Regions from separate parts of the Mus musculus genome. Here region 2 is linked to region 1. Evidence: chromatin loops called from intact Hi-C (ENCODE). Cell type or tissue: heart. All regions are shown on one strand. Each heading gives the region's core, and the rest is flanking DNA. Links, peaks and the distances in the headings are about the cores only. Region 1 overlaps Fam220a (family with sequence similarity 220, member A). Region 2 overlaps Cyth3 (cytohesin 3).

Region 1 (9,395 bases), core at 533-8,532:
ATCTTTTCCAGGTTCACATTGAGATCCACTGAAGGCCATCCTTGACTGATAGGCCTCACCCCGACTCCCTGCATCAAAGGGCACAGAGCATGAAGGCTGGGAGAGGGACCCTGGGTGTCTGCCTGGCCAAACAGTCACAAGGAGGTGACCCGGACAAACTAGCATGTGGCCTTAAGAAAAGAAGTCAGAAGAGGAACCCCAGCCCATCAGTTGTGCCTTCTTGGACAGACCAGCCTGTAGCAGATAGCCATGGAAAGTCACGGGCCACGGGGGCAGCAGCCTCAGAAATGAAGCATGGTCAGAGCAAGGCCAGCCTCCTGCATCATGGTGGCTTCAAAGTGCTTCAGTCTCTGAAGGGATCAGTGGGGAGGAGTTCAGCCCCAGCAGCCTCCCTCGGCAAGGCTGTGGCTCTGTCCCCTGCTCCTTCAGAAGAGCAACTAGCCGGGATGTCCCATGGCATCGGGGATGCACTAGGAAGTGACTGGCCAGGAAGAGAGCCCAGAGCCACAGACAACCGTGGACAGTACCTCAAAGGAGAGTCCTGGGTGTCAGGACGGCCAGGCCATCCAAAACTGAGGGAAGTGGGATTCCTAAGAGGTGAACCACCAAGTGCTGGCCCCAAGGGGCTAGGCACCTGGTCAGAACTGTCTCACCGATACTTTGAGCTGGGCCAGCTGCCATATGCTTACCCCTATTATAAAGTTCTCCCAGAAGGCGAGCTGAGGTGTGTGTCCCTTGACCGTTTCAATCCCGGGCTTTCAGAGGAAACAGTAGAAGATGAGAAAACTCTCAAGTTCTTCAGATGGTCCGCAGATAGTCGTGGGGTCACTGGCTCTGCAATCTTCCAGATTAGCAAGTCTCTGATGCCATAGTTAAGGTTCAAGCAGAACAAGAAAAATAGCAGATTAACTTTAATAAAGGTTGTCTTGCAGTTTCTTTTGCATTAAGTCTGGCGTATGCTGCAGCCGTTCAGTTCCTGTTGTTTCCTGTGAACCAGACGCACCTCGGTGGTTGATGCAGAGGGGGACGTTTTCGAGCATGTTCTCAATCGTTTCGGAAAGACGCTCAGAACTGGGAACCCCCCCTCCCCCAGGAAAATGATTGATGTGCTCCGTATAAGATCAGACAGGAACCTTTATCACAGAGTTCTAAATCATGGAGACCCATCCTCAAGGGCTAGCGTCCGGATGCCGCCTGCCTCCGCTCACCTCTGGCCATCTGATGGAAGTGGAGGCCTGTAGGCTACGCCTTCCACTTCTTGTAAGCCTTGCTTCAGTCATGAAGAGTCTTGCTTGCCATTTCTGCACTGTACTGACTCGGCCAGAGGTCCCTTCTCACGTGTCCCCCTCCTTCCGCCCGAGTTGCAGTTTTTAATGGAGGCACTTTGGAGAAGTTGCAATATTAAATTGAGGATAATTTACAATTACAGAAGAGTCTGAAGCTTTCCTGCCGACAGAACACAGACAGCAAACGAAGCAATGAAGCATTTTCCTTTATACCGGCCCAGGACTTGTGATTTCTTTTACATTAAGATTTTCTTCCAAAGTGACCCTCCCTCCTTCTGTGGTTTGGTAACTTTAATAAAGGTCATTTAAAGAGTGGACATTTTACAGCCTCCCTACCCAAGACAGAGTTAAAAACAGCCATGGGAGAGTTGGGGGACCCTGACTGTATATGTCATTTATATTGTGTCCTAAATTACTATGCCATGGGCTATTTTAGTGTTTTGGGAAAATAATAAAATCTGTTCTTTAGCATAATAAATATGTTTTATTTTGTGTGTGTGCGTATGTTCTCCTTATCTTTTCGTTAATGTCGTCGTCTTCCTAGGATTTCAGCATCTTTAGCAGTGAGTGAAAGGTTGCTGGTGAAGACTTAAGAATCAGCTCAAAGAAAAAAAAACCTAACACAAAGATGGGTTTGAAGTTTTCCTCCTCCCTCTCCCTCCTCTTCCCTCTCCTCCCTCCTCTTCCTCCCTTTCTCCCTGCTCCCTCCCTCCCTGCCTGAGCTCCTGTCCCCCTCCCTCTCTCCAGGTTATGAAATAGTGCACTATAGCTGGTTAATGTAGCACACTCAGCACACAGGAGACCTGCGGCATGAATCTCGGGCTAGCCTGTGCTGCTGATTCATGAGTTCAGACACAGCCTGGTTTAGGAATTGAGTGCTAGGCCCACTTGGATTACAAAGCAAGTCTGTCTCAGGAAACAGAATAAGGGGCTAGAGACATGGGAACCTGTTTTCTGTTCAAGCTTGACCTGAAGTTGATTCCCAGAACCCACTTAGGACAGCCCAGTGTAGCCAGGACTCGGAATGGTTGTGTGTGTGTGTGTGTGTGTGTGTGTGAGTCCCTAGAGCTTATTGGCCGGCCAATCTAGCCTAGTTGGTAAACTCCAGGCCAGTGAGAGGGCCTGTCAGGAAAGAGATGATGTCTGTGGAGGAGGAGAGTGGCAGCCAAGGCAGATGTGGCCTACACACACCTGCGTGTGAGCCTCTGGGTGTGCAGCGTGCCTGTCAAGCAATCATCTCAGGTTGCATATGGCCACACACTTGTGATCCCAGCACTTGGAAGGCAGAGAAGCAGGAGTGTTAAGAGATGAGGGCTAGCCTGGGCTATATAATGAGACTATCTCAAAATACTAAGAAAGCTGGGCATGGTGGCTCACACCTGTAATCCCAGCATTCAGAAGCAGAACAAAACAAACAAAAATCCAGGCATGTGACTTCAAAGAAGGCCTTTTATATAAACATTTGAGACATAGTACAGAAATATGGTGCTTCAGAACTGGCTGGCTGGTGAACGTCCATAATCCTAGCATGCTTCAAGCAAAACTTATGGGGTGGGGTGTGTGGTTGTTTCATATATGAGTTTGAGGCCAGCCTGAGCTATGTGACAAGGCTATCTCCCCACCTGCCCCCAGATGAAGTTTCCATAGAACATGTAGCTTTACCTGGCCTTGAGCTTGCTGTATTCAGCTGTGGGTGCCCTTCAACTCACCCTTTACTCCCTGAGGGCTGGACTGCAGGCGTGCACCATCCCACCTGTCTGATGTGATGCTGGGGATGAGTCACAAGGTGGCCCGCACGCTAGGCAAGAACTCAATCCGTAGGTTTCTCTGCGGGTCCCCAGCCCCCACGGTTGCTCCTCTGAAGGGCTGAACAATTAAGTGTAGCAACTATGCCAAGTAGAAAGCGCTGGGCTTGTTATTCACATCTGGAAATGGTGATTTCCTTTCTTTAAAACAATTGGGGTGAATGATGAGGCCTTGAAGCCATCGGGGCGGGGGGGGGGGGAGGGTTCACGGCTGTGGAGAGTAACGAGTAAATTAAATGTTCGTGTGTGAATCAGGTTGGTAAAGAGTGCTCAATGGGAAAAGACGCTTCCTAGCCAAAGAACCTGAATTCCCACGGTGGGAGGTGAGAACCAGTTCCTGCCTGTTGTCCTCTGACCTCCATGCACAGATAGTACGTGAATAAATAAATAAACACAGTGGGTGTAGAGAGAACCCACAGTGCAGTTCTGTTATGTGGGGTCAGAGCAATCAGCCTATAAATTTGAGTATCCAAGGATTTACACTTAAGTTGTATAATACATGGCTTGTGCCTATATATAAAATCAAGTCACATAAGAACGATATTTATACACAAGTATTTTTGAAGATCATATGTTATAGATTACATAATATATATAACTTTATCATATTACATATATGCATAATATGTATAAGTGCTCACTCTTCATGCACACCAGAAGAGAGCATCAGATCCCATCACAGATGGTTGTGAGCCACCATGTGGCTACTGAGAATTGAACTTGGGACCTCTGGAAAAGCATCCAGTGCTCTTAACCTCTGAGCCATCTCTCCAGCCCCTCAAGTATTTAACAATTTTTTTTTTGTTGTTGTTGTTAAACATTGGTTTTGTGGATGAGTGTGTGTGTTAAATAGTGCTAATGTGGAAGTCACTATATAATGTGTACATTTGTTACCAGAACTCAAGAGGCCTTTAGTTTGTACTTCAAGCTCAACCTTTCATTAAAGAGCTGTATATTTGTACAGTAAAAATTTGAGCCGGGCGTGGTGGCGCATGCCTTTAATCCCAGCACTTGGGAGGCAGAGGCAGGAGGATTTCTGAGTTCGAGGCCAGCCTGGTCTACAAAGTGAGTTCCAGGACAGCCAGAGCTAGACAGAGACACCCTGTCTCGAAAAACAAAAAAAAAAAACAAAAAAAAAAAATTTGAGGAAGGAAGCCAGGCACATGAGAGATAGAGGCAGGTGGATCTCTGTGAATTTGAGGCCAGTCTGATCTATATAGTTCGAGGCTAGCTTAGACCATATAGTGTCCCTGTCTCTAAATAAATAAATAAATAAATAAATAAATAAATAAATAAATAAATAAATAAATAAATAAATAAAGAGTTTTCTAAAAGAGTTTTCATTACAGGTTGTGTGTGTGTGTGTGTGTGTGTGTGTGTGTGTGTGTGTGTGTGTGTGTGTGTGTGTGTGTACGTGTACATGTACACCCATTGCACAGAGGTAGAGTCCAGAGAACATCCTCTTGTACATATGAACTCGGGCTTGGTGGCAAGCACCGTTACCTGCTGAGTCATTGCACCAGCACAGCTTGTTTTCAAAGTTGTTCAGCAAAGATAAAGCTCATAGGATGGTGAGCTTTAAATTCTTGCTTTATGAAGCTCATTAAGACACCGTGCTTTTGAGGCAGGGTCTCCTATAGTCCAGACTGGGCCCCAACTCCCTATGCCTCCAACAATGGTGACTACAAATCCAGACAGGCATGAGACTCCCTGGGTCTGGAGTTACAGAGTCGTAAGCCTCCAGGTAGGTGCTGTGGCCTGAACTCGGGTCCTCTGGAAGAGCAGCCAGTGCTGCTAACCACTGAGCCAGCTCCCTAAGACCTTAAAACAAACACAACAAAAAAACCTCTGTTGTCTTGGAACTCACTCTGTAGATGAGGTTGGTATATACTTCTCTCTCCCAAGTCCTGGGGTTGAAGGTGCGTGCCAGCACATCCAGCTCGGCATAGTTGTTCAAGGGGTCCCTGGGTAGCACGCAGGAGCCGTTGGGTTCAATCCACAGCAACTCAAATTGTTTTAGAGGATGGGCGTGTGTCCTAGTGGTTTCCTTTCCCAATGTCACACACGCAAAGATGTCAGTAGAAAATCTAACCTGAAGGGGAACTTCCGGGAGCCACAGTGCTTGTGATACCCCTGAAAGGTAGTGTGGATCAAGGAAGGTCCTTCATTTGGAGCTAGGAAGACAAACTTACCGTGTCTGTGCATGCAAGGATCAGACCTGCCAGCAGAGGGAGCCACATGTCCACCTAGGCAAATGAGCTGCTTTCCAAAAGCTTTCTCTTTAAGTGGTTAGTTTATTGAGGTCTCTTTGTCTACCTGTTTCTATCTTCTTCCCTTCCTGCCTCTCGTCTCCCCGCTTCTGTCAAACTATCAAACTCACATTTTATTCATTCATATATATATATATATATATTCATGAATATGAATTCATTCATAATATATATTCATATATATGAATTCTCTCATTCATATATGTATATATATGAATGAGAGAATTTCACATACACATATATACATATATGTATATTCATATATATGTGAAATTATATATATAATATATGAAATCTATCTATATATGAAATATATATAATATATATGAATATATAAAATTTTCATATATATTTCATATATATATATGTGAAATCTCACACACATGTATTCTTTTTCTATACAAACAATATGTAACTCTGACTGACCTGCATACTGAACCCACTGTATAGCCCAGGCTGACCTAGAACTCTTGGCTACCCTGCTTCACCCACCTGGGTAATGGGATTATAAGCATACATCCTCATGTCTGGCTTTTAAAAAATTGTTTTAAAGAGTATTTTGAAGCTGGGTGGTGGTAAGTCCATGTTTTTAATCCCAGCACTTGAAAGACAGAGGCAGGTGATCTCTGTGAGTTCAAGGCCAGCCTAGCCTACAGAGAGAGTTCTATGGATCAGCCCCATGTCTAGGTTTAACTCGCATTTGATAAGTTTCCCATTTGTATTATTTTTTATACTTGAAGTTACACTCCATAAGACTACATGGCCCATGATAATACATTGAATTGTGTGTACATGATATCCATCGCTGAAGACTGAACCCAGGGCCCTGTGGATGCTAGGCAGCCAACCTCCTGGGTCACATCTGTAGCCCCAGTGTACATAGATACTTGAGAAGCACTAGATTTTACATAGCTTTGCTTATTTGTTAAAACATAAGGAAGTGGATTACATATAGAACAGTTTGATAGAAGTTAAAAATGTGTTTTGTATAACAAATGAGACAACAAAATAGATTCATGGTTCTGAACTCAGGATTCTGTATGTTCTTTTTTGTTTTGAGAAATAGTTTTATTATTTTATCTGTGTGTGTGTGAGAGAGAGAGAGAGAGCCACGTTTGTGCAGGTTACCCGAGTCCAGTCCCCTGGAGCTGGAGTTATAGGTGGTTGTGAACCATTAGATGAGGGTGGAAACTGAACTGGAGTCCTCTGTAAGAGCTGCAAGAACCTGGAACCAGTGAGCCACTATCTCTCTAGTCCCATGAGAACGTGTGTGTATACACACACACACACACACACACATACACACATCACATAGAAAAGAATGAAAATTGCCAAATTAGAACAAGAATAATTTACAGCAGACAAGACTGAATCATGACAATATCATGATGATATGTATTATTTTTAAAGATTTTTTGGGGGGGGACTGGACTGGTGGTTCAGTGGTTAAGAACACTGGCTGTTCTTCCAGAGGACCCGGGTTCAATTCCCAGCACCCACATGGCCACTCACAACGGTCTGTAACTCCAGCTCTAAGGGGTCTGACACCCTCATACCAATGCACATAAAAGAAAACGAAATGAATTTTAAGAAAAAGATTTTCTTTTCATGTGCATGAATATTTTACCTGTCGTGCGTGTGTGGAGTGGCCACAGAGATGAGGAGCCCTGGATCCCTCGGAGTGGGAGTTACGGATGCCTGGGGACCACCACTCATAGAGATCTGGTACTGTGGAACAGCAAGCCATACTCTTAAAGCTGAGTCATTTCTCCAGCCGTGTGTGTGTGTGTGTGTGTGTGTGTGTGTGTGTGTGTGTGAACATGTGAGTGGTGCAGATGCCACTGAAGCCAGAGGTGTCAGGTCTCCTGCAGCTGGAGTTGGGGTCATTGTGAGGCCCCTGAAAGCGTTGGGACCACACTGCAGTCAGTCGTCTGGAAGCGCCACCATCGCTCTCCACCACTGAGCCATTGCTATGGCCCTTCATGAAATATTCCTAAGCTCTAGGAGTATGGCTCAGAGGGTAAACTGGCTTGCCACCAAGTCCGACAAACTTGGTTCGATCCTCAGAACCCGCATGGTGGAGGGAGAGAAATGTCTTCCCAAAGTTCTCTGGCTTCCACATCCACATGGATGCTGGCACAGGCACGTGTGCACCCCAAAATAACAAACAGCTCTATGAGTGTGAAAGGTTGTGGCCTGCTGCTTTCTTTTCATTCCAATGGCTTGCCATGATTCCTTGTGCATTTCAGTAGGTCCTTCAAGAGGAAATGTTTAATGATAAATTGGGATAATCAGAGTGTGTATAAATAGCTTGCAAGCTATTTAGTATCTCAGAGATGTTTTGAGCGCCACTTAGGACTTGTTCAAATAAAGCAGTTTGCTGGGATCAACTCCAGGCTTTCTCATTGTTAAATATTTCTGGTTTACCCTGTGACAGAACAATTCCCAGGGTAGCTATTTCCTGTCTTCTGCTTGGGTCTTGCATGCAATATTCAAAACTTGACTGATCTATTCTGCAAGATCACAAAACTTGGAAGTAATTTATTCTAGAAATTTGTGCCTTTGCACATTGTTCATAGCTCTACAAAGAAGTTTAAAATTTAATCCTATGTAATACATGTGTGTATATGTGCACAAATGTATGTGCACACACATGCATACTGGCAAGGGAACCACAGGGATAATACAGAAAGCAAATTTCCAGGGTGTAGGTTGTGGTTCATACACTGTCACTCGGGAGATAGGTGAACTCTATGAGTTCCAGGCCAGCCTGGGCTACAGAGTGAGATCCAGGACAACCAGAGCTACACCGTGAGACCATGTATCAAAACAAAGTAAAACAACAACAAAATAGCCAGGCACACTTCTTTGATGCCAGCACTCGAGAGGCAGAGGTAGACAGATCTCTGTGTGTTTGAGGCTAGCCTGGTCTTCCAGGACAGCCAGGGCTACACAGAGAAACCCTGTCTCAAAAAAACAAACAAAACGCAAACAACAACAAACCAGGCTTGGAGTAGCTTCTCTTTCACCATCTGGGTCCTGGGACTTGAACTGAGATCCTAAGACTTGGCTAAAATTACCTGAGCCCTCTGAGCCATCAAGCTGCTCCCCACAGTTTCTTTTCAGGTAGGGTCTTGTGTAGCCCAAGCTGTCCTGGAACTGGTGCCCTTCCTGCCTCAGCCTCCTGCGTACGGATTACAGGTGTATGCTGCCACATACACAGAGTAGTTAGCGACTCTTTTCTCAGGGTCTCGGTGACACAGGCTGACCTCAGACTCAGTCTGTGGCTGAGAAGGACCATACAGTTCTGTTGGGCTTGTTTCTGTCCCCTGCAGCTGAAGGACTGCACGCCATGTGTATGCTGAACTGGGAATGGGACCCAGGACTCCTGACAAACTAGGCAAGCACTCCAGCAACTGAGCCACACACTATACTCTGTGTATGATTTTCCTTTGGTCAAGGATGGAAAGGGTTAGTTAGCCCAGTCCTGGGCACCTAGGACACACTGTGAGTAACATTCACTCTGCCTTGTTTGTGTATCTCAAAATATATAGTCTTGGATCCTAAGCAATTTCAGTATCAAACGTTTTCAAAGCTTCTTTTTATCTTATGTCTTTTGAAACATTTCTTTTTTGCCCCTTTTCCTTCTTTCACCTTTTTATGATCTTAAAACGGGCGTGTGTTTGTATGTGTGTGTGTGTTGGCTGTGCATGTGAGTGTAGGTGCTTGTGGAGGCCAGAAGAGGGCGTTGGATTCCTGGAGAGGGAGTCACAGGCAGTTGTGAGCCACCCAACATAGGTGCTGGGAACCAAACTCATGTTCTCTGTGAGATCACTAAGTCCCTTAACTACTGAGCCATCTCTCCAGCCCCATCTTCTTCCTAAGCTCCTACACTCCACCCTGTTCGTGCTAGGTTAGGGTTCTACCGCTGAGCCATGTCCACAGCGCCTCACCAGGATATTCTGTGATATTCCAGGTCTGTGCTCCCAGCATCTGAAACACTGTTTTTCATTCTCCTGCAGCCCAAACGCACA
Region 2 (9,395 bases), core at 796-8,795, 100 kb after region 1:
AATTAGCCTTTTGCCTAGTGTGCTTTATCACATATCTGTCTGTTTATCCATCCCTTACTGTCCATTAGTCCATATTTGGGGTCATTTCACGGTTGCAGTTATCAATATACTTTATCATTTGGCCTGTTTTCATCTTACACACTCCATGGTGGGCCCATTGAAGCCGTGCTCTCTAAGAAGCTGTGGCGACTAGTAAAGGTACAGGGACTGTCTCACTCCCTGTCTTTCCCTGCTACATCCATAAGCCTTCCTACAAGACCATAAGATGAGTGCCCCTGCCCAGACAGATGCTTAGTGTTGCATCTTGGAACCACGTGGAGTAGAGTTCTGTCAGGTGGTCCAGGAGAGCATCCCCAGAGTGATAGACTCTTGCTTTGCCAGCTCTAAGATGGAATGCTCATCTCGTTTTAGGGTATACTCTTGCATTAGATGGGGAGTCTAGGAATGGATTTTGTTCTTAGGGACTAAAAGAGCTCACAAAGGCAGTGAGAGTCACTGAAGAACTGCACCTGCCTAGACCGTTGATTCTCAAGAGCCCTGGGAGTTTTGGGCCAAGAGAATTAAAACTTACTTTCACTGGTTATTTAAAGACCAGGAGGAAAAGGAAGAGGGATGCTTTGCCAAGAATGAGATTGTATTTCACAAACCAGGATTACATTGCCTCATTGTGTTGTAGAGCTTAACATTCTGGGCTCTGTGTCATTAAAAGAATCCTAACTCTAAAATTATTTGACACAAAAATAGTTAAAATATTATTGATGTATCATTAGAGATATTTTTTTCCTCCCCAAATTTTGTTTTGTAGATAATTTGACACAGCAGCCAGTGCTAGGACCGATTTCAGGAATTCACTAGGACTATAAAATAATAGTGAAACAACTCTTTCTTTTAAAGAAACTATTACATTTTAATTATGTGTGTATGTGTGTGGGTATGTGTATATACATACAGTACTCACAGAGTTCAGAAGAGGGCATCAGATTACCTGGAGCTGGAGTTACAGGCAGACCAACATGGATGCTGGCAATGATCTCAGATCCTCTGGAAGAGCGGCATGTGCTCTTATCTCCTGGGCCACCTCTCCAGCCCCATGAAACAGCTCTTTATAAGGCATTAATAAGCAAATGCCTCTGATCCCTTGAGCAATTTTTTGAAGAGGAAAAAACCTGTGTTGTAAGTATTCTGAAAATTCTCTCCACTTATCTGTCTCTTCCAGTTATTTAAATATGCTGCAAGAGCATATTGCTTGCATCCAACCCCGGAGATAATTTCTGAGCACCTACTGTGTGTTATGTTAGACACAACTGAACAGTAATTTAGCATGATGCTACTGGTGATACTGATACATAGCATTCCCAGTGTTATGGGAAAGCAGTGTTCCCTGTGTTTGCCATTAAAGATGGTAGAATGGGCAAACCAGGGCTCTGGTGTATTGTGGGTGGGAATGTGAAAGGCATAACTGTTACAGGTAGTGTGGACGTTCCTTGACAAAGTAAGCGTTGAACGCCACATGACCCCAATCATAGATAAAATGTGAAAACTGTGGGCTGGAGAGGGAGCGCAGTCATATGAGCACTTGTTCATTTTGCAGAGGACCCAGGTTTGAGTCCCAGCACGTACAAGGTGGTTCAAAATTATCTGTAACTCCAGTGTCAGGGGATCCAATACCCTCTTAGTCTCTACAGGCACCACACACACACATGTGGTGCACATGCATACATCCAGGCAAAATAAATATAAAATAAAATAAATCTAATAAAATGTTCTTTTGACAAATGAATAAGCAATATGTGGTAGGTTATTACAATGGAATATTATTCAGCCGTTAGAAGGAAGAGCTTGCTTTTTTCTAAACTTGTACATGCTATAATTCTAGTACTGCGGGCAAGTTGAGACAAAAGGCTTACCTTGAATTCGTGACTAGCCTTGGTTTACAAAGTGAGACTTTTTTTTTTCTTTAAAGGAGGGAAATCACATACTAGAACCTGGATAAACCCTAAGGGTGCCACTGGCCTGAGTGTAGTAAGCCTCTCCCAGAGCCCTACATGAAGTGTCTGTAAGTGGTCAGATTCTTAGTGACAGATGGTTTGGATGGTGACTCTCAAGGGTGAAGAACAGTGGGGTTAGCTTAGTATTTAATGCAGATGTGTATCTGTAAGATGTGTGAGTGTTAGTAACACTATGGAACCTTTCCATCCATCCATCCATCAACTATCTATCTATTGACCCTTCAATCATCTATCTATCTATCTATCTATCTATCCATCCATCCATCCATCTACCCATCAATCATCTATCTATCTATCTATCATGTGTACATGTGTGTGTTATGCATTCACACATGTCACAGAATGTGTGGAAGTTGAGCAACAATTTGAGGGAGTCATTTATCTCCTTCCACCTTGTGGACCCCAGAGTTGGAGCTAGCTTGGTGGTAAACACCTTTAGCATGTATCTTTATTTGCTGAACCATCTTGCCAGCCCCTGAACTGCACTCTTAATGGTCATGAAGGGGGCTGGAGAGAGATGGTTGGGTGGTTGAGAGCATTTATAGAGTGGCTGCTCTTACAGAGGACTCTGGTTCCCAGTACTCAAAGCTCCTGATTGTCTGACACTTCACACAGACGTGCATGCATGCAATATACCAATGCACATAAATAAAATTATTTAAAAATTGTCACAAGGAGCTGGAAATGTAGCTCAGTCGGAAAAGTGTTTCATTTGTATGAATCAGTCAGGTCCTGGGTTCAGTCCCCAGATACAGGCATGCTCACCGGTGCACTCCACCCCCACAAGTGGTTATAATGGTTGATTTTGTTGTCTTAAAAAGATGGTCTCAGTATGTAGCCCTGACTGGTCTCAAATATGCTGGACTCTTCTGCCCCTTCCTTCAAGTGCTGGAATTTCAGGCATATTACATTACCTGGCTATGATGGTAAATAGTGAGGCAGATCTCTGGAAGTTCAAGGTCAGCCTGGTCTACAGAATGAGTTCCAGGACAGCCTGGGCCACAGAGAAACCTTGTCTTGGAAACAAGCAAGCAAGCAAACAAACATTCGGTGTTCTTAAATGAGTAAAGGGAAACACAGGAACCTAGTGTCACACAGCTTAGCCAGTGAACAGAGCCAGAAATGAAACCCTGGGCTTGACCCTGGAGCACGGAGTCTTCAGTCAGGCTCTTGCTTCTAGATCACTTGCTAACGCTGCCAGGTCAGAGTGATGTCGTCTAGGCAGTGGTTGTGGGTCTTTAATTTATTGGTAGGTTGGGGCAGGTCAGGCTACAGCTCAAATCTCAAGGGGAGGGAGTGTGAGCAGAACTGGTGCCAACAAGGAGGGGACAGCACCCAGGTGGGTGAGACCTGAGAGTGACCTGGAGGCTGAGGTGAGGAGGTTGGATCATTGCAGCTTTTCTGGGAAGGGGTCACATCCTTAGACTGTCTCTAAGTGTTTGTCATAGCAGTGAAAACCCCACTGACACAGCTTTAGACTTGATTTCTGCATACTGTTCCATAGTAGGGATGGATCCTCTCCTCTCCTCTCCTCTCCTCTCCTCTCCTCTCCTCTCCTCTCCTCTCCTCTCCTCTCCTCTCCTCTCCTCTCCTCTCCTCTCCTCTCCTCTCCTCTCCTCTCCTCTCCTCTCCTCTTCTCTTCTCTTCTCTCTCTTTCTTTTTTTAAACAGGGTTTCTCTGTATAGCCCTGGCTGTCCTGGAACTCACTTTGTAGACCAGGCTGGCCTCGAACTCAGAAATCCACCTGCCTCTGCCTCCTGAGTGCTGGGATTAAAGGCATGCACCACCACTGCCTGACAAGTATCAGTGTCTTTATTCACCTATTGAAGGGCATCACAGTTGCATCTAGATTTGGCCAGTAATGAAGTAGCTGCTATAAATATTCATGGGCAGGTCTCCCTGTGGACACAGCTTTCAGCTCTGCTGGGTAAGTCTCTAGGAATGCAGCACTGGCTTGTACTGCGTGCCTGTGTTTAGCTCTGTGAGAGGCTGGCACACAGCTCCTATTCACATATTTGTGAACCTTTGTCTTTCTTCCACAACCTCAACCTCTGGGTGTGGAAAGAATCCCCCTGTCAGGTTTGATATAAACATTTATTTCCTCACTGTTTTTGGGGGTAGAAAGTCTCATTGTCCACTGTTAATTTTTCAAGTATTCTTCAAATTTTAAAATTATTTCTTGTTTTTGTTAAAAAGAGAGTACTTATTTTAAAATTTCAACATCAAGAAGAGATGTGACTAACTTTTAAAAGTAATTGCACTGCTCTTTTACAGTTGAGAAGATTGAGTCACATAAAGCTTAATGGGTAGCTCAGGGCCACCCAACTAGCCTGTGGTAGATAGAAGATTTGAGACCTAGCATGGGCCCAAGGTCAGTGTCAGGGTCAGTGTCAGGGTCAGTGTCAGGGCCCGCTGCCTCACTTGGGAGGTAGGGCTTTCACTGAGCCTGGAGCTCACTCTGGTGGCCAGCCTAGCAGGCTAGCAGTTTCTGAGGGTTCCTCCCGTCTGTCCCCAGTCACACAGCTGTACCTGGCTTTGTTTGCAGTACTGGGAGCCCAGACTGCAGACATCATACTTGGGAAGTCAGCAGTTACTGACTGAGCATCTCTCAGACCCAGTTAGGTGCTTCTGAGTGGAGAAGGTCCATAGGCCACATGGTGGAAAACTGCTGTGGAAAATGATTTAGAATCAGAGACCCTAAAGGAACATGTTTGTTGCATGTTTTAGAGAGCTGGCTGAGTCCTTTGTCTTTGTGTTTAGTTTTGTTGGATGGAGCCAGGGAGTAAACTGCCCTCTACCACTGCCACAGTAACACAGGACTACAGTGGTTCCTCTGTTCCTTGGCGGTGGTTGACTGCATCATCAAACAGGAAGAGCAACAGTTGTGGGTTGGCATGCTAGTTGTCAAGAGGATGTTTATATGGATTCCAAAAGGCTAATTCGAGGACATTGCAATGACAGGGTTTTTTTTTTAATATGCAACATTGTATAAAGACAAGGCTGACATTTAAAAATTATACTGACTGCTCTGATTCTCAGTCCCTGCTGTTTTTAATCTATATGCAATGTGCTAATTTTAAAACAATTTTATTTACTGTGAGATAAAGGTAGTAACTTTGGATAAAAAAATCGGCTGTTGTATACAAAGTCAGTGTTGTTGCTAGCTGGAGTCACTGATAAACGCTGGTCGCTGGTTCTTACTGTCTGTTCTCAGAAACTATCTTAGTGCTTTTATTTTTTTAGCAAACACTGTTTTTTTTTTTCATCAAGGGTTGAAAGGAGTCAACTATTCAGGTGTACTCTTTAAATTTTTTAAGGTGTGTGTGTGTTTGTGTGTGTGTGTGAAGCAACTGCCCATGTGTACACATGTGCAGACCAGAACAAATTCTCCACCTTTCTGCATTTAGAAAGAACCTCTCTCTGAACCAGAAAACTCACTGGTTTGGCTAGGCAGGCTGGTTAGGGGTTCTTGGTATCACCTGTCTCCACTACTCTTATGCTGGGGTAACAGGCTTGCATAGCCATGCCTGGATTCTAACATGGGTGCTAGGGATTTGAACTCAGTTCCTCATGTTTGCAGAGCATGCACTCTAACCCACTAAACCATTCCCCAGCCCCTAGATAGATACCTTTCAGGACAATAAAGTGTGTGCTAAAGGTTAGGTTAGTGTGCTATAGTTTGGATTAGTTAAAGGCTTTGTTCCCAGTATGGCACTTTTGAGAGATGGTGGACCTTGAAGAGATGGGGCCTAGAATGAGGAAGTGAAAAAAAAATCTAAAAATTCATCAAAAGTGTGCTCTTGAAGAGATTTTCAGATTCTTGGTTTTTTTTGTTGTTTGTTGTCTAGTCCTGGCCATGAAGTGGTTTCTTTTTACCATTTGTCCCTTGCTCCAAACACAGAAGGAACAGGGCCAAACAGCTATGGACTAAAAACCTCAGAAACTCCAAGCCAGAATAAACGTTTTCCCTTGTAGCTGATTATCCTGGATGTTTGTCACGGTGACAGGAATATGACTAACAGAGGCCTCAGTTGCTAAGTAATCCTAGAGCTCAAGCTGTCTTATGTCTGCCTATGCTGGATACACGCACTGGGTAGTGACCACCCACGTCAGCATGGAGCACTTGGCACCCCTAAGAAGCTCCGCTGTGCCCTTTCTCAGGCAGCACCGTCCACCCTCAGATTTACCACTGCCCAGATTTCTATCCCCATGAGTTGGTTTGTCTATTCTTGGCCTACTCTCAACCTTTCCTAGTAAAAATGTGGTCTTGAGGGCTGTAGAGATGGCTTAGCCGTTACTTGCTTCTCTTACAGAGGACCTAGGCTTGGCTTCCAGCACCCACATGGTGGGTTATAACTACGTGCAGCTCCAGTTCCAGGGGATCTGATGCCTCTTCTTACATAACTAGGCACACACGTGTTCTATCTTCCTCTCTCCCTCCCTCTCACTCTATGTGTCTGTCTGTCTGTCTGTCTGTCTGTAGTATGTATGTACACATGTCGCCCTTCACCTATTGACTGTTGTTGTCAACAGTGCTTCTGGAGATTGGCATGCGGGGCTCTGTGTTGACATGCGTCCTCACTTCTCTGCCATGCACACCTAGGAGCTGAACTGCAGCATTAAGCAGCCTGGGTCTTTGAAGATCTGCCAAGCGCCACCAAAATGGCTACAATGTATCACATTTTAACAAAATAAGTGTTTTCTTCTTTAGGGTTGAGCAATTTATTTTTCTTACTTTAAAAAGTGAGTACATTTTCAGTTCGTTTTCTAAAATTGTCATGTTAGCTTGTGGTTTTCTAAGTATTAGAGCTATAGCCAATGAACATTGGTATGTGACATTTTTACACACTCGGTCCATTTTAGGTCTTTAAAAAAGTTTCACTATGAGAAACCATTTTTTACTATGTCTTCTCTGACCAGTAGCTTACTTGCATTAGGACCCTTAGCGTTCTCTTTCTGGTTAACGTCATAGTTGCACAGGTTGTTTGGGATAAAGTTCTAATCCCTGAGTAGAACATACACTAATCAGATCAGGCAATTAGCATCTCTCCTGACTGCTCTGCACCGCAGACTCCCCGCTCTTCCAGGTCTCCCCTCAGGGTCTATGCAGCCCAGCAGGGACCGAAACTCCTGCCTCCTCCTGGAGCCTCCTCTGTGGCAGATGCCAGCCCTGGCCACTCTGTCGTGTTTGAGAGCACGCACTGTCTTCTTAGGTAACTGTGCTTTGGAACATGCTGCCACCACTCTCTGTCCCCTTCCCCTCCCTTTCTTACTGGTGTAACGGCTGTTTTCTCTTCTACTTGATGTCCAGGTTGTTAGCGTCCACATAGGAGATAGAACATGTGGTATTTGTCTTATTTCATTTAACATAATGCCCTTCTAAGGTTGTTTTTTAAATTCTAAACAAGTGGTTTTTCTAGTGACTGTTTTGTTGCTGAATTCTGACTTAACGGTTCTGTGGTCAGAGAATGTGGTCTTCCCATGAAAGCCAAGGAATAAAGCACTGTGATTGACTTAGCAGGAATGGATGGTGTGCTATGAGGAATAATGGGCTGCTCACTATGTGGGACGGCTAGAAGAGAGAGCTCACCTCTGTGGCCATGCCTGGAATCATTCAGTTCCAGACTCACCTATCGGGGACAGGTGGAGCCTGAATTAGGAGATGGCCATGGCTGCAGTGGGCTCACAGGTTCTAGAGTTGTAGAGAATAAACTCCATGGGTGAATAGATGCTGATCTAGGAAACCCTCCGTTCCCAGTCTGCTGCTCTCTGAGAAGCAGCCAGTAGAGAAGCCTAGGCGGACTCTGACCTGCCTCTGTGTCTGGCCTGTGTGCTGTCTCCAGGCGCTGGATCCACTCTCATTCCCAGCTATTTGGAAATGTCATTTTAAGGTAAAAATTTTTTCTTCCTAGTTTTAAGGTAGAGGTAACAAAAATCATGTATATTGACAGTGTGCTAGATAGTTCTTTTATTTAATTTTTAAATAATTACTAGCCAGGCATGGTGGCGCACGCCTTTAATCCCAGCACTCGGGAGGCAGAGGCAGGTGGATCTCTGAGTTCAAGCCCAGCCTGGTCTACAGAGTGAGTTCCAGGACAGCCAGGGATATACAGAGAAACCCTGTCTGGAAAAACCAAAACCAAAAAAAAAAAAATTACTTTCTTTGGTATGTTGGCGATGGCACACATGTGCCATGACACATGTGAATGTCAGGACAGCCTGTGAGAGTTGGCTCTATTCTGACACCACTTAGGTTTCTGGTTTCAAACTCAGGTGGCTAAACTTGGCAGGAAAGCACCTTTATCCATTAGGTGGAGGCCCCTACAGTATAATGTTTTGCTGTGTGATATACTGTGGGATGATTAAATCAAGCCACTAACCACACCTACTACCTCATGTGTGCAGTACTGCTTTTAAAGATCTCTGTTCTCAGCAGTAGGCATGTATGCAGTTGGCTTCCTAACTGTCTTACTCGTGCTCTGCAGAAGCCCTGAGCCAGTTCTTCTGTCTGACCAGCATCACTCTGTCTTCACAGAGTAAGTAAGGCTCAAGACCTATAGATAAAGATACTTTAGGTGTCTCTCACCAGTCCCTTGGAGGGAAAGTGTGTGCACGTGTGCCTGTGTGTGCGTGTGTGTGTGCGCGCGTGTGCGCATGTGATGCAGAATCTAATCTAGGCCCCACACTATATCCATTGTACATCCACCAAAGGTTAAAACGATTTTAAACATGTATACAGTGTTTGTGTTGTACATGTGCATGTACAGGTGTATGCACTTATGCATGAATATGGCTTTCACCTGATTTCCCTGAAACAAGATGCTTTCTCATTGATCCTGAGGCTTGCTGTTTTGCTAGGCTGCCTGACCAGAGAGCTCCTGGGATTTTCCTATCCCTGCTTCCCCAGCTCTGGGGTGTATGCCTGTGTGGTCATTTACAGCTTTATTGTGGGTGCTGGGGATTCAAACTTGGGTTCTTATTCTTGCATAGCTTGTTCTAGTCCACACTGCTCTTTCTGCCAAGCCCCCAAGACATTAAAAAGAACTTATTTTATGTTTTGCACCCCCCCGTGTGTGTGTTTGTGTGTGTGTGTTTGTATTTGTCTGTGTGTGTTGATGCACCACATGCGTGCAGTGTCTTTGGAGGCCAGAAGACAGAGTTGGTTGTTTTGGAACTACAGCTATCTGTTAGCTGTGATCTGGGTGCTCTAGCTGATCCTGGGTACCTGCAAAAGCCACTGCTCTTACACCTCCGCACCAGTCTCCTAGATTTTTTTCTTAAAACTTTTTATTGGTTCTTTGTGGCCTTCCCAGCATGCACCCCAATCCCACTCATCTTGCCCTCCCCTCGTACCTGCCCTCCACCCTGCTAACCTCCCCCCCCAAC

The links. A loop is a pair of places that touch in the nucleus more often than their neighbours do. Peaks named below come from ENCODE experiments on the same cell type or tissue, not always from the same donor. Only the 100,000 strongest peaks of a DNase experiment are listed, where the experiment ranks them.
Region 2: a loop joins it to region 1, with 5 times the contacts of the local background. A loop is called at or near these places in 2 of 42 quality-filtered maps.

What each region holds. Positions count from the first base shown.
Region 1 is chr5:143,562,746-143,572,140 of GRCm38, forward strand. It overlaps Fam220a (family with sequence similarity 220, member A), which reads left to right. Exons shown (of 2, transcript NM_133703.5): 2 at 12-1,786. The coding sequence starts at 90. The coding sequence ends at 872. Among named protein-coding and RNA genes, the nearest start is that of Fam220a, 19 kb to the left of the region's middle. In heart, for the core only: a CTCF peak has its summit at 5,314 (motif pointing right); a DNase peak (open chromatin) is centred at 5,291.
Region 2 is chr5:143,665,169-143,674,563 of GRCm38, forward strand. All of the region lies in intron 1 of Cyth3 (cytohesin 3), which reads left to right. Among named protein-coding and RNA genes, the nearest start is that of Cyth3, 47 kb to the left of the region's middle. In heart, for the core only: a CTCF peak has its summit at 4,480; DNase peaks (open chromatin) are centred at 3,933, 4,843 and 6,113; H3K27ac peaks cover 643 bases.